2 separate regions of the Homo sapiens genome follow, and region 1 is linked to region 2. Evidence: chromatin loops called from intact Hi-C (ENCODE). Cell type or tissue: heart right ventricle. All regions are shown on one strand. Each heading gives the region's core, and the rest is flanking DNA. Links, peaks and the distances in the headings are about the cores only. Region 1 overlaps MAST4 (microtubule associated serine/threonine kinase family member 4). Region 2 overlaps MAST4 (microtubule associated serine/threonine kinase family member 4).

Region 1 (5,384 bases), core at 104-5,103, 61 kb after region 2:
GTAAATTTCTACACTAAAATAGGCTTTCAGAATAGGGACTGCTAGATAAACCACAAGGTGTCTGTAGTAAATAAAAATGATTAATCTCAGCAGAGTAAATTCAGTATCACTTTTCAAATAGTCTCATCCAATTCTGTCTCCTGGTTCTATAAAAAGCCTTTTTCTTTTGGTATTAAGGTTGTCTGTAATTTTAATAGAACACTTGAATTATTATCTGATTTTAAAAAATTGGTTCATAAAAGAATATTGATTCTTCAAATTAGGGGCAGTTGAAATGTACATTTATTAGCAAACTCGTCCCCTGATGGGTCCTGGAAAGCCCTGTCAAGAAAACTCATCTTAAATCTATGTGAGAGACACAATTCTTAATGATTGGCTGTGGATTGGACAGTGAGGTTGGTGTGGAAATGCAAGTGAACTGAAAAGTGAAAGTAGAAATCTGTTAAGCAGGGTTCTTTCTAGTTGCTGAGTTTTTATTCCACATCATTGATATTCACTTCTTTCCCAGGGCATTTTCCTGGATAATGAGAAGACTCTAAAATCAAATAAAGCTTTTGAACATTGAAGATGTTTGCCACTGTTCCGTTGAAGAATCCTATAGATTTATAGTGATTCTAAAAGGTGTCTTATATCCACTATATTAACTAGCTTTTTAGAAGCTTATGAACATTGTAGCTTTTATTGATTCTAGGGAATTGGACCCAACAATAAGCAATAAAAGTCGATGGTAACTTTCTTCCCATATAGGGTTGTGCAGATCAATACTTCGAATTTACTGTAATTTGCTGGTAATGGATGGAAGAACTGAAAAAATTGTGGAGCCTTGTGGGGCACAGCTGTGCGGTGTTGCCTTTTTATCTAAGCTCACTGTAGGTCACAGGCTTTCCCAAGTAACAAGAAACATAGTTAAGTGGCAGGGCTGATACGCATATTTATCAAGAGCCTTCATAAATCATTCTAGGAAAAAAAGGAAATCACAAAAGTTGTCCACAATGACTTTAATTTTATAGAGATCCTGAAGGATCTCTAAATTTGCACTATCCTAAAGGCAATTAAAATTCTAAATATGTAGCTAGCATTGGTGTTTGATCTCCTTCTGCTAAAGTAATTTTCTTACTGATTAATAGCAGGGTGTGTGATTTCACTGAAGTCTAATTTGCTTCGAATTTTCAAATGTATTCACAGCCCTTTGCCCAGGTTCAGTATTTAGAGGTGGAGAAGATGTGTGGGTCACATACCCTTGCTCTTTTATTGAGTCGGTGCTGTCTCTTTACCGTAGCTCTGTAGTTGTGCCCTAGATTCCTTCTTCTAATTCAAGCAGTGCACTTAAATAGTCATAGCTAACACGAAGGGTGCTCTTAGGTTTGGGAGCTGTGCCACATGCAGGACATGTGTTAGCATTAATCTTCTCAACACCCCATAAGATAAGCTGTATTATTTTCATTTTGTAATTTTGGAAATTGAATCTTAGGGAAGTTAAAGTTTATGAAGGATGCTTCCTGGCATTGGCTTGGATTAGAATATGGGTATGTCTGAATCCTGATCCTATTTGTTTAATCACTATGAAACATACAATTGACTTAAATAAGGATTGTTTTAAGCTATGAGTTCAATTGATCTAATATGAGTTTTATATTTTAGCTTCTTTTTTTTATGAAGGACTGTGCCTTCTCTAATTTGATCAAAACTAGTTTCTTTAATTTTAAAAACGACGCAGAAACTTTTGCTTGAAAGAGAGAGTTCTTTTGTTCTTTGAGAACAAAGTGAGCACACAAAGTACAATATGACTGTGGGCTGGAAGCTATTAACCTTGATATAATAAATGCACTTCAGTTAGTATATAATAAACAATAAACTAGAGCTGTTATTCATGTAACTGTTGGCTACTACTCAGCAAAACCCTGCAGAGAAGCATGTAAACTTTGACTTAGGAGACATATTCCTCCTAGGTCATACTGACTTGAAAGACAATATGTGTACAAATGTCTGATTCTCAAGCTCGATTTTGACATCAAGGGTATAATGTGTTAGGAAGCATCAAAACCCATAATAATTGACTAGAAAGGAAGCTTGTTTCATTTGTCCGTTTACTTGAGGTTAGCTGATTATTTGACTTGTTACGCTTCTTCTGCTTTAAAAGGTCTGTGTTAAAAGTAACATATTCACAGGGCTTTGGTTCACATAAAATCAGAGTCTCTAAAAAGTGTGAAATTTGCTTAGAAAGAGTTGCCAAGATCTGTGTTGTGTCTCTCCTAAGAGTAATTGACAGTGTGTTACCAACTATGAATGCAGCCTGATAGCCTACAGGAGGGGTCTGTGGTGCAAAAGTATCAAGTCATTACTTGGTGATGAAAAATAATTAACATACTCTGGACTTGGGCAGATGTGGATTCAAAGACAAGCTAAGCCTTCTACCAGCTCTATGACCTTGTGTGAGTTACTTAGCCTGTGTGTGCCTCAGTTCTCTCATCTCTAAAATGAGAATAATAGTGAAGTTTAAATAAGATAATGTATGTCACTGTGCAGTAAATGTGAGATGCCATTATTAAGGTAGTGAAGGTAGATGAGCTTAGTAAAGAAAGACAGTTCCCACTATTTGTGTAAAAAATTTAAAGTGGAAAAGGTGGTTGTCATGAATGATGTTTAACTTTTCATCTAAGCAAAATCTGGGATTTTATTTTACAGTTTGTCTCATATTCCTGCTCATCAGGGACTCGCTGGTGTAACTTAAATCGTTTGCCATCTTTTCATCCACTTTCAGATTTGCATTTTGCTTAACTTCCGAAAGGCCCTCAGTGCTTTTAGACAGTCTTTTCTCCTCATCTCTGAATGGTACCCTGTCCTGAGCTCCACCACAACTATTCTAAATCAGCCCAGGAGTTAAGCATTTCCTCTCAACTCCTGTGGATCCTGTACACACATTTCTCTCCTGACTCTGCCCCTCCTCCTCCTCCTCACTGCCTCTTCCTTGTTCCTGGCCCTCAGCCATGCTTCCTGGATAATTAAAGAAGTGTCCTAACTTCTCTCCCATGTTGCCCTCCCAGAGCCATGTGACACCCTAATGCCAGAGTAATCTTTTTTAACATGTTGATTAGGCCATCTTATTCCCCTCTTTAAAATGTTCCATGAGCTCACCATTCCCTATAAGATAAAGGCAGCCACTTCCAAAACCCTTCTATGATGTGGCCCTGTCCCTGCCTCCATACTCCTGTCCTGCTGATTTTTCCTTCCTGATCTCTGTTCCAGCCATGTTGTTTCCTGAGTGTGTTCTGTTTCACTCCACCCTACCTGACTACGTCTGTTCTCTCTTCTGGAATTCCCCTTTCTCACCTACTCCCAAGGCTGCCAGGCTAATTCCCAGACATTGCAAAAGAAAGACCAGGCTCAAGTATTGTGTCACTTAGGAATTTTTGAATTGCAAAGACTAGAAAACACAAGTTAAACTGGTTTAAACAATAAAGAGACTCGATTGGCTCATGTACCAGAGAAGTCCAAATACACGCAAGGGTAGATGTATTGTTTCAGAGATTTCACCCAAGACCCAGGTTCTACCAGGCTTTCTTGTCTGCTACCTGTGACACCTATTCTTGTGGCTGCCATTAGTTTTGTAGGTTTAATGCTACTTCTTTCTCGTTAGCTCTCTCGGACAAGGGAGGAAGTTCTTTCCCAGAAGCCCTGAGCAAACATCATTTTGCATCTTATGCATCATTATGCATCATTTTGCATTTGCTCAGGTTGAGTCACATGTCATCTTTAAACCAATTACTTTGATGAAAGCAGTGAGTTTTGTCATTAGTTTAATTGGAGCTTATCCTTGAGATTGAAGGTAGTATCAGTTCCACTGTATTTTGTTAGCATGAATAACAAGAAACATTGGGGAAGAAACAGTCCTGACCCTCCTCAGAGAAACTGATCACCCTCCTCCCTTTTGTATTACTGCATACTTTGAAAAGACCTCTATTCCAGGCCTTTTCACACTGTATTTTACAGTGAGTAAAGTCCTTTCTCCCCAGTGTCTGGCACAGCACCAGCCATATCCACCTTTACTAAAAAGTATGTGATTGAATAAAGGAAACCCATTTTGTTGGCTTTAATCCCCACATGTGCCCTTGCCTTTGCCCTTGGTAGAAGACTTTTGCCTTCTGTATTACTGAAATTACAGAACTTCAAGTGAATTGCTTCAGTTTTACTTTGCTTATCTTTGAAAAGTGCCTGTTTTCACCTGTTCCTTTCTTCCTCGTTAGGGGAAAGAGTGCCCTCTTTATTATCAGTACCAGCCCTCCCTGCTCGTGTATTTATTCAAACCTCTCCTTTCAGTTGCTCACATCACCACTGTCTCCCACTCTCTGACATTGCCGTGGTGGAGTATAGGGGAAAAAATTGGAACTGGATGACATAGGTTCATTTGATTCCACTATCTCATGGCTTTGCAACTCTGGTCAATTGCTGATCTCCTCTGGGCTTTCCATGGGAAGACTTGTGTGTCCTGTCCAGGCAGCCAGCTGATTTTGTGATGAAGCTTATAGACGCAGTTTATGATAAAATCTTAATAAACCACACTAGACAGTCATATCATGACTCGGAGACTTTGTCTGTATAAAGGGCTTATGAGAACTGATACCACAGTCTTGTTCATTTAGCTTTATGGCAGAAAAAGCCAACTTGGAAAGAAAGGAATAAGGTAGCTAATTTCTTTATTTTTCAAAGAAAGTGAGTGTTGTGGTTTTGATCAAATAAAATTTACATATAAACCCAGCAAGCATTTTGTTTTAGCCTTTTGTGGTTTATTTTGTTTTTGTTTTGTTTTGTTTTGTTTTTGATGTTGTTTTTTTAAGACAGAGTCTTGCTCTTTAGCCCAGGCTGGAGTGCTGTGGTGCCATCTTGGCTCACTGCAACCTCCGCCTTCTGGGTTCAAGCGATTCTCCTGCCTCAGCCTCCTGAGTAGCTGGGACCACAGGCACGTGCCACCACGCCCAGCTAATTTTTTTTTTTGTGTGTGTGTGTGTGTCTTTTTTTTGGTAGAGACGGGTTTCACCGTTTTGGCCAGGCTGGTCTCGAACTCCTGACCTCAAGTGATCCACACGTCTCGGCCTCCCAAAATCCTGAGAGATTATAGGCATGAGCCACTGTGCCTGGCTGGTTTATTTTGCTTAACTTGACTAGCACAAATAAATATATGAAAGTGCATTATGATTATAGATACAAAAAGAAAATTAAATAAAATCTGTAAAAAGAGAAAGATAATTTAGGATTCTCCATCCATCTCACATTTCCCACAAGGATTTTACTGTTATTTTACAGGCTGTGTGGTTTGACTGTTCAGGCATTTCTATAGGGATCTCCCTACTGGTTTTCCAGCTTGACTACTGTCTTCATTTAGGAAA
Region 2 (5,384 bases), core at 130-5,129:
AAAAAAATGTTTATACCTGTCTTCCTAACTTTCAAGAAAAATAATTATTCTAATGGATAGAGTGAAAGAGGTCGTTCTTAGACAAAGTACAGTTGGTCCTTGTATCTCTCTCAGGATCAAACTATTCTCTCAATTTAAATATCTTTAGAATAGACACCAAGGAGGAATAATTTATTATGAATTGGTAGTGTCGTATGTTGTTACTCCTGTGCCATGCCAGTAATGAAAACTTAATATTCATCTCTTGGTTGCTTTCAATTGAGATAAGATGAGGATGAACGGAGTAAACAAGCTGAGACAGACTGTGAAATTGCACGATGGGAATTTTTTCTTTAGCTGCTTATACACTATACATAGGTTAAATATTCCAACTAATGATGGCTCTTAGAATCCCCTCCACCCAACCTTTTTACATTTTGGTCAGGTATCAGCAGAACTAAGTTATTATCATGAGGGAAATTAAACTGTTTCTGTCTTTGAGCTAGTAGGAACTGAAGGGCAGGTATTTATGTAAATGAATGGGCTTTCATGCTGGGAGGTGTAAAGGGTTTGGTGGCTGGAGAGCAGCTGCCCTGAGCCCTCCGTTTTCAGGTTTGCAGGCAGCATGTGTGTTCTGCTACATTTTTGTTTTCTTTGATGCCTTTGGAAGAGATGAGCGCCAGGCATAGTGGTGCTGCTTGGCTGACCAGCTGTGCCCTAGTTTTTCACCATCCCAGTCAGCGGCTGCCTTTTACAGAGGTGTCTGTCACCGCTGATTTACTTAGCCACTGTGACCTTATAGTTGCTTCAGATGGGGCTTGACCCAAAGCTACTGCCGAAAGCCATTTAGTGGTCTCCTGAAATGCCACAGCCAGCATTCTGAAGAAGAGAAAACAAGGATCTCACGATTTCCTGTCTAATAGCAAGAGCCTCCTCCACCTGGATAAATGCATTAGGTGTCTGAGCCCACTTGCTGCTCTCTCCCACCGAACTGCAAGCATCCGTGATCTCCGAAGTTGCTGGAGTGAATAACTAAGCTGGACCAGCTGACTCCGGGCTCCAATCAGCTAGAGCGTGATGTAAGTGTTTAGCAGCTGCCGGGCTCTGAATTAGCGTGCTGAAGTAGAGGTAGTACAGCATGGCTAGACTGTTGTGAGAGGCTCAGAGAAAGCAGAGGGTGAGATGGATGAGTCCAGCATTCTAAGACGAAGAGGGCTCCAGGTAGGAGACTGCTCCATTCTTGACATGTAGCATTGTCAGTGGCCAGCCATTGAGGATTTCAAAGTTCCCTTGTCATTCCTTTACTGGGCACGAATATGTGCATAATTCTTAGTATCTACATGGCAACGCTATACGGAGTTTCTGGTTACAGGTATGACACATCACAGGGTTCAGTGAGGAAGCTGCTTTTGTCAGAGACAATAGATATGACTTTTAGTTTGACACTTTGGTGGTTTGTTTTTCTACTGGTTATTCAAGAATAGTTAAATTGTGGCTGGCAGTGACAGCTGATGCACTGATCTGGCATGCCGTCAAGTGTCTGGGAAGTCTGTCGAGGGGTAGCAACTCCTTTCAATTCTGGGAACGCAGGACTCAGTTTTGTGTCGGGATCAACCTCCGCTCGGCGGCATCTGTCTGATCGCCTTGCAGTTGTGTGCAGCTGCTGGGAATTTTCCCCGTCAGTGAAATGAAAGTTTTTGCTGGCAGCTCAAAGTTTGCTGTAATTTGTTTATGTTGAGATGAGAAAAGATATGTAACTCACTGCCTTGCTTTTTTGTACCCAAGTTTCTCTGATGAAATTACTCTGACTTTATTGTACAAATACATTCTGAGTTAAAACTTGGCAAATCAGAAAACTTGGAAAAAACAACAACAACAAAACATCTGCTTGGCAGTTTATAAGTTTAAGGAAGCCAGAACATAAGTATGTTCAACATTAGTATGGTTAACTCCTGCATAACTCTTTGTCCTGTATATAAGTGATATTTTTCTTTGTGAAAGAATCTAATCATTAGCCATTGTTAAACTCTTATATATTATTTTGATATTAAAAAAAATGCTTGGAATACAGAATATACAGCACATTTAGAAATGTTTCCTTAATATTAAGTCTTTGAATTTCAGCTGGTCTAGCTGTCTGCTTTTTGTTCTAAGTATCAATTATTAATACTAATATTCATATTACTATAATATTAATATAGGCAACGAAAGGATTATTTGCAGCTAAACAAAAGAGGGATTAGAGAAGTTGGGGTTACATACCATCTATTGTTCAAACCTAAGTAAACAGACTACCTCCTTAATGAATTTCAGTGTGGTCATTGTTTTTGAATGCACAGTGTGGTTAGTCACTGCTGTGGATTTCCTTTTCTTTGTTTTCATCACCTCTATAAAGTTCTGGTAATGCACAGCTGTTTGTGTCCACGTCCTCTTTGGGGTCAGTTGTTAAATATGGAAAGGCTCTTTGTTAAAAAGATGATTAACTCTGTTAAACTCTGAATAGTTCAGATTATTAGTGACTGGATAGTAATTCTTCTGTGAGTTTTCTCTTTCCTTTAATTCATTTTAAATGATCTGAAAATGTTTTTCAGAAGAAATTCCTTTTTTAAGTTTTTGTTATTTCTGTAATATGTCTGTTATCACAACTTCAGAGGAGATAGTTGAAGCATATAGTGCTTGTGAGGGGCATGGTTTTCATGGGCCTTTAATTTTAGAAATAAAGGAATCATTATTTTTCATTAATTAAAATAATGGAGCTATTTTCTATTTAAAATATTTGCTACAAAACAAAGGAATACTTGCTAATATATTATTAGAGTGCTAGGTTTTTATTGTACTTAATATACTTTTTCTACACCTGCCGTCCTCTGTATAATGGATAAGGAATATTTTCTCTTCTGGATGAGATAAGTCTTCATGCTGTGAAAAATAACAACATAAAAGTGCTTGAAAGTTCTGCCACTTCATGGTTACAACTTTACTGTGGCTTAATACAAAACCTATTTTGCTTTTACTCCCATTGCATCTAACATTTAAAGAAAGACATTACATAGAGTAGCTGTTTTTAGAAATTCCACTGTAGGGAAACTATTTACAGAATACACACTTTATGTATTTGTATTACCACACATGTCACTGTAGAGTTCATAAGAGTAACGCCACCTAGTGAATTTAAGAATAAAATTAATTTACAAATATAGATAGCTATGTGGAACATTTGAACCTGCCAATGAGGTATACCTGTGTTAGTAAAGCTAGGCTGAAACCTGCATATCTCTATTCCTGGCTCCAATCCTGTGTTGTGAGGTAATCCTGACACACCCTCTTGGTGTCTGTGTATTATTCTGTAAAATGCATACTGTAATATATGACTTTTGAGTGTACTAAATAAGTAGATGGGTAGAGTTGAGTTCTTTAAAGTTAAGGGTCATATAATAAATGTACTAGCATCTAGGAGGAACCCAATAAATATTGTTGAAAACCAAGGGATGATTTCTATTCTCTATAACATTCCATATCATTGCTTATGAAATGAACTTGTTGTATTTATACACCATGTTTGTTGTCTGAATTTGTCCTTAAGTTAGAACAGTTATCAGTAAACCTAGTAAACATTTATTTACAGGGATCATTATGACAGGCTAATATAGGGGAGTTTACATTATTTTTAAAAGCATCTGTGCATTGAATAGATACATAGTATGTGAGACAAACCAGCTCTTTAACTTAAAGCCCAGTGTCAAAAATCTGGAGTATACACTATTCTAATTCTCAAATCTAATTTTACAATAATGTATTATGTGTTTAGTATAAAATGATGCAGTATGTATTTAGGACCAATTTTAAAAAGTTCAGTACCTCTAGTTTTTAAAACACGAGACTATTAGTGGTGTTTTTAAAATTTGGACTTTGAAAAATTATTTTCAGTCAGAACATATAATTTCTCAAATCATGACAAGCTCATAAAATGGCAGCACAACTGAGTTGTTCATCTTAAGTGACTGCACTTTTCCATCTTTTCTATGGACTGTATTCATATTTCCAGTACTACTGATAGCACTTCAATCACTGCCTTTGAAATGAGAATGAGAGAAAGCAGCCCCAGTGGTTTCTAGTGTTAGAATCTAGAAAACTTTTCAGATTGCATCTCAAAACATAGGAAATTCTGATGGATGGATGGGCTTGGGCCGACCTTGTACTTTGGGCAATTTGAATTTCTAGACAGGTCTAATTCATCAAGGGATAACTGGTTCCTTTTGGGCCTAATATTCCTCATACGTGGATCATATTTTTTAACTGTCAGGGAAATTAATTGTTTCAGTGATTTCTGTTATATGTTTCTCTTTATTTGTTTTAATGAAAGTATCCCTATCCCTAATGTGATAGATCCTAAGGCTGGAGAACAATGAACAATAGGCATCGTAAGGCAGGCATGACTTACTAAAAGAGAGGGGCATCCCAGAGCGGCTGACGATGCCTTTCCTGCCATCCTCTGGTGCTTTGCTCTGCCTGGCATCATCTTCTCATGATCACCTCCCCACACACGCCCCCCAATTAAATATTACCATTTCCATCCACTTCCAGACTCTCACGTGCAGCTAGAATGTGAAAAAATGTTTTCCCCAAATTTCCTCTATGATGCAGTTAAACATCAACGAAAAGCAATGAAATGTTTATTGTTTAGACTTCTAGATCTGTGAGTGTGTTTAGGTTTTTTTTTGTTTGGTTTGCTTCTCTTTCTTCTAAACCCGACTGCACACCCCCCACCCCTGTCCCCTGCCCTTCCCACCTTATTTAAAACAACAACAAAAAGATAACATTCTTACGCTGGCCTAGGCTCTGATTTTCCGCTGGCCTTGGTCTAGAATTCAATTTTAGGAAGCAAAATAGCAGATAGATTCTTATGTTCTAACTGAGCATCAATCTGCCTCTGTCTCATGGTGCATGAATGTATATTCAAGTCACAATGTCTCAATGTTTCTTCTGTCTCAACCTTAATATAATTATGGGTATGTTTACACTTTACCTGAAATTCAATAGTAGGATCATTACATGGGAGTATTACTCTGTCTATATTCATTTGAAGACTCTGACTGGCTATAGGGAAGAAGTCTAGTTGGAAGATTATAATAGAAACATTTATGATAATATTAATTCATCTTTGGGATAAAGCACTTTTGTTCTTCAGCAATTCCAGAAAGACATTGAGACTTCTTTGGGACAGGAAGTATCCAGATGGCAAATGAACTTTTTGCAGTTGTGGGTCCTTAGTTTATTAGACAAATCAATGCCATATCCGAGTGGTGTTTCTTACCCATTGGAGGAGTTCAATTTCTGCCTCTGAAATAGATATAGTACTGTAGTTTCTATTTCCTGATCCTTAGGGGATAAAAATGGCATGTCCT

The links. Hi-C counts contacts between places; a loop is a spot of excess contacts. Peaks named below come from ENCODE experiments on the same cell type or tissue, not always from the same donor. Only the 100,000 strongest peaks of a DNase experiment are listed, where the experiment ranks them.
Region 1: a loop joins it to region 2, with 2.1 times the contacts of the local background. A loop is called at or near these places in 3 of 110 quality-filtered maps.

What each region holds. Positions count from the first base shown.
Region 1 is chr5:66,888,392-66,893,775 of GRCh38, forward strand. All of the region lies in intron 3 of MAST4 (microtubule associated serine/threonine kinase family member 4), which reads left to right. Among named protein-coding and RNA genes, the nearest start is that of MAST4-AS1, 110 kb to the right of the region's middle. In heart right ventricle, for the core only: no CTCF peak of the experiment used is centred there; a DNase peak (open chromatin) is centred at 3,000; H3K4me3 peaks cover 754 bases; H3K27ac peaks cover 3,218 bases.
Region 2 is chr5:66,827,683-66,833,066 of GRCh38, forward strand. The region is part of intron 3 of MAST4 (microtubule associated serine/threonine kinase family member 4); the gene reads left to right. Among named protein-coding and RNA genes, the nearest start is that of MAST4-AS1, 170 kb to the right of the region's middle. RefSeq lists an enhancer at 2,049-2,550. In heart right ventricle, for the core only: a CTCF peak has its summit at 3,133 (motif pointing left); DNase peaks (open chromatin) are centred at 1,039 and 1,543; H3K4me3 peaks cover 2,978 bases; H3K27ac peaks cover 3,282 bases.